Regions from separate parts of the Homo sapiens genome. Here region 1 is linked to region 2. A link is an interaction called in ENCODE POLR2A ChIA-PET data of the cell type or tissue named here. Cell type or tissue: endothelial cell of umbilical vein. All regions are shown on one strand.

Region 1 (2,500 bases), 69 kb after region 2:
GATAAGGAATCAGAGGCTCACAGAGGTAAAGTAAAATATACACATGCACATAGTTAATATCAGAGTTGAAATTAAAGCTAAGTATATTTGACTCCAAAATCCATGCTCTTTCTACTATACATGTTACAAAATCCTATCTTTCCTGCCTTCAACTCCTGAGCTGCAGGACACATACTCTCATCAAGCCACAGTTCATATGTAAAGAGAACAGCAGACAGTTAGGGATGGAAAGAGAGCACCAAGCAGCTTTTTTAGTAATAACAGTCTTGAATCTGGGCAAGATTTAAAAGCATGAGCTAAATAAAAGACATGATCAAAGGACAAATGGCATAAAGTTGCCAACCCAAGATGTATTCAAGTTATTGAATCACTCTAGATTTTTTTTTCCATTCCTATTCTCAAAATGATTATGACTTATAAATTATTGTCAAGTTCATGGAGGAACATAAAAGAATAAACTAGATTCCAGTTAAGCTGGTCACAAAGACATTTCTGGATCATTAAGAATTTTTCATTAAGACAGCTCTGATATTTTGCATGATGAATTACATCTTAACCATGACTAATTAATTCCCAGGAAGGAATTTATTTACCTAAAGGGCTAAAAGGACCACGGTACACATGTAAAGCTACTGTTAACAACATCTAGTAGGAACAAATATGTTATTAAGTTCTAGTGGATTCACAACCATGAGCTCCAAGTGAGTCCCATAAACAAGCATTAAAACCCAGGGTAAATAACTGGAGATCTAAAACTGAATTTGTCTGTTTCCCATTTTCATACTAGCCTCTGTATTTCAGTGTAGACGATCAAATGTTTTGAAAGGAAAATAATCAGTCACCATCACTGGTTCCTTCTGTGGAGCAATTTTGCTTTCACTTTGGTCTTAATAGAGTAATGGAGTCCGGACAGGAGAAAATACATAAAAGTCAGTATTGTTCTTAAAGACAAAAGAAAGATCAAATAAAGGAAAAAGCACACCTGTGAAAATAAGGTCAGTCACCAAAAGTGATTCATCACTCAAGTGGAATAAAAGGATGCAAAAAGAAAAACCCAAATCTAGAATACTACCATTAGGAATACACCAAGAAAGTCTCTTACTACCTCATCAACTATATCAAACAAGAGCCATCCACATACACATTAAAGGAACACAGGCTCTGGAATTTTAAAACACCCAGATTCAAACGGAGCTCTGCAACTTTCAAGTTGCTTGACCTTTGGTAAGTGACTTAACTTTTCTGGGTCTGTTTTTTTCTTTGTAAAACAGGTAAGACAATAAGAATACCCGCCTTGCCAGGATATTGTTAGGACTGGAGAAATGTGTGAATGTGCTTTGAAAATATAAAGTGTGACGGAAGTGTTGTCTGATATATTATTGGGAACAAAATAAATAATCTATGAATCACAACATTGTTAGCCCAAATCCCCTAAAGCCTATCCCTTTCTAAAGTTCCTGAGGATATTTATTTCTGAACTGAGATCAGACCTTTTCTCTATATTCTTACAGTGCCTGGTACATTAAGTGCTTAGTAAAAGCTAAGTAATGAGCAGCAGTGCGATGCAGGATCTAGAGAGGTCATGGAGGACAGTTCCCAGCCTTAAGAAACAATTGCAACTAAATTGTCTCACATGAAATGCATGCTCAAAAATCTGTAGAAAAGAACAAATAGTTGCTCGTGACCCTATTTAATTCACTTATTCATTCAACAAATATTCACTAAGTATCTATTACTTACCAGGCACAGTTCTAAGGGCCTAGAGATACATAACAGCAATGAACAAAACCAATCCCTCCCTCATGAAGCTTATGTTCTAGTGAGGGGAGCTGGGAGGTAACAGCTACGCAAAAGCCAAGACAGGCAAGGAGGAAGGAGGCTACTTCACATAAGGAGGCCAGGGAGGGCCTCTCGGATAAAGATGGCATTTGAATACAGCTTACTAGAAAGTGAGAGAGAAAGGGCACTATCTGGGAAGCTGATTCCAGAGAGAACAGACCCTGAAACAGGGTGTGTTTAGCCTGCTCAAGGAACATGGAATGGCAAGGAGGTCAATGTGGCTTTAGAGACTTGAGAAAGAGTGACAGTGACAGGAAATGAATCAAGGAGAAAACTGGGAGCCAGACCAGGCCCAACTTTGTGAGCTTTTACTCTGAGTGTTCTATGAAACTACTCGGGGAAGAGCACCCAGCCAAAGCCTGATAACCTTTCAACCAGTATTTAATTGTGAAACTGAGTAACAATATCTACATTCAAGTTTCATTTTAATTATATCCCACCTCTTCCCAAAAAAGATGTGAGATGGCTTGTGCAAGAATATAAACAATAAAAAGTAAAATACAAATGAGAAAGTGGGACTAAAGAGATGCAGGGCTAAACACCACCAAATAAATGTAAAAGACAACTATGCAGATCATATGGGCAAGCAAAGTTAATATGAAGTGAGCCCCCAAACTAAATCTGAGCTTCCTAGCAGCCCAGGCAAAAGGAGACACATCAC
Region 2 (2,500 bases):
GTGGCGCAATCTCGGCTCACTGCAAGCTCCGCTTCCCGGGTTCACGCCATTCTCCTGCCTCAGCCTCCCGAGTAGCTGGGACTACAGGCGCCCGCCACCGCGCCCGGCTAATTTTTTGTATTTTTAGTAGAGACGGGGTTTCACCTTGTTAGCCAGGATGGTCTCGATCTCCTGACCTCATGATCCACCCGCCTCGGCCTCCCAAAGTGCTGGGATTACAGGCGTGAGCCACCGCGCCCGGCTGAAATAAAAAATTTTTAAAAATAAAATGATAATGAAAACTACATATTAGTGTATATGAGGTATATTCAAAGCAGTGATGAATGAAAACTTTGTATCACTAAACATTTTTACCAGTAAAATGAAAGAATTAAATACATGATTTAAATATCTAGCTCGAAATTTTTTAAGAGTAACAAACCAAAAGAAAGCATAAAGACAGAAATAATGATAAAAGCAGAAAGTAATGAGACAGAGAACAGAAAACTAGTAGAACTGATCAATAAATCAAAATCCTAGTTATTTCCTTAAAAAAAAAAAAAAGAAAGAAAACCTAACAAAATAGACAAACTGCTAGCTACTTTCACAAAGAGAGATAATACAAACATAGAAAATAAGAAATGGGCTCAGCATGGTGGCTCAATGCTGTAAACCCAGCACTTTGGGAAGCCAAGGCAGGTGGATTACTTGAATCCAGGAGTTTGAGACCAGCCTAGGAAATATAAGGAGACCCTGTTTCTATAAAAAATGCAAAAATTAGCCAAGCATGATGGCACACACCTAGTCCCAGCTACTTGGGAGGCTGAGGTGGGAGGATCAACTAAGCCTGGAAGGTTGAGACTGCAGTAAGCCAAGATCGCGCCACTGTACTCCAGCCTGGGCGACAGAGCAAGACTCCAAAAAAAAAAAAAAAAAAAGGGAAGGAAGGAAGGAAAATAAAATAAGAAATGACAAAAAGGAAATACAAGAAAAATTTTAAAGCCATAAGAAAATGCTTTGTAGATCTCTATATAAATAAAATTGAAAAATTAGATGAAATGAGTAATTTCCTAAGGAAATACAGATGTTAATTACATCTCACTAGAGACAAAAATGCTTAAAAAGACCAATTTTGTATAGGAAAAAACACAGAAAAAATTATAAGAAAAAAAGTGAAAATGTTGAACAGTACCAAACACAAATGGTTTCACAGAAAAATTCCCAGACTCCAAATAGTCCCAATGCTCCATAAATTGTTCCAAGTCTTGAAAATGAAGGAAACTTTCTACTTGCTTTTATAAAGCAAATTATTACACTGAAACCAAAATGTGGTAAGGTTTAGACTACACAATATCATTCATATAATATCACTTGTAAACATCAATGCAAAAATACTAAATAAAATATTAACAAATAGAATTCAACACAACATTGACAAAACAATACACCACAGTCAAGAGAGATTTATTTCAAGAGTGAAAAATTGTCTAAATACTAAGAAATCTATTAATATAGCATATTGATACATTTAAAAATAAAACATGGCCAGGAGTGGTGGCTCACACCTGTAATCCCAACACTTTGGGAGGCTGAGGAGGGTGGATCACGAGGTCAGGAGATCAAGACAATCCTGCCCAACATAGTGAAACCCCGTCTCTACTAAAAAACACAAAAATTAGCTAGGCATGGTGGCGTGTGCCTGTAGTCCCAGCTACTCTGGAGGCTGAGGCTGGAGAATTGCTTGAACCCGGGAGGCGGAGGTTGCAGTGAGCCAAGATGGTGCCACTGCACTCCAGCCTGGCGACAGAGCAAGACTCCATCTCTAAGTAAAATAAAATAAAATAAAATAAATAAAATAAAATAAAATAAAATAAAATAAAATAAATAAAATAAAAATGAAACAAAACAGAAAAATTGAAAAAAATACATAATTCACCAAAATAACTAAAAATAAACCTTAAACATACCAGAAATTGTTCAAATTTTATACATAATTATAGAAATGAAAATTAAACAACACTGATAACATTTTTTACTTCTCAGATTGGCAAGAATTGTAAAATGAAAACACATTCTGTTGGGAAGGCTGTGGGGAAACAGGCACTGTGATGTACTGGTGGTGGGAATGCAGACTGGTACTACTTTCTCTTTGGGGGGAGAATTTGGCAAGATGTAATAAAACTATATATGAGCATAGACCCTGACCTTATACCATACACAAAAAGTAACCCAAAATGGATCAAGACCTAAACATAAGGCCTAAAACTATAAAACTCTCAGAAGAAAACACAGGGGGGTAGGCCTCACAACATTGGATTTGGCAAGGATTTCCAGGATATGACAGAAAAAGCACAGACAACAAAAGTAAAACTAGACTACACGAAAATTCAAAACTTCTGTGCATCAATGGACATAGTCAACAGAGCTAAAAGGCAACCTATGAAATGGAAGAAAATATTTGAAAATCACACATCTGAAAATGTGTTAATATACAGAATATATAAAGAGCCTCTGCCACTCA

The links. Peaks named below come from ENCODE experiments on the same cell type or tissue, not always from the same donor. Only the 100,000 strongest peaks of a DNase experiment are listed, where the experiment ranks them.
Region 1: POLR2A ChIA-PET joins it to region 2 with 5 read pairs; 5 of 35 experiments call an interaction of 5 or more read pairs at or near these places.

Annotation. Positions count from the first base shown.
Region 1 is chr7:133,266,922-133,269,421 of GRCh38, reverse strand. All of the region lies in intron 1 of EXOC4 (exocyst complex component 4), which reads right to left. Among named protein-coding and RNA genes, the nearest start is that of EXOC4, 15 kb to the right of the region's middle. In endothelial cell of umbilical vein, no CTCF peak of the experiment used is centred here; a DNase peak (open chromatin) is centred at 961.
Region 2 is chr7:133,336,055-133,338,554 of GRCh38, reverse strand. All of the region lies in intron 5 of EXOC4 (exocyst complex component 4), which reads right to left. Among named protein-coding and RNA genes, the nearest start is that of MIR6133, 46 kb to the right of the region's middle. In endothelial cell of umbilical vein, no CTCF peak of the experiment used is centred here; no DNase peak of the experiment used is centred here.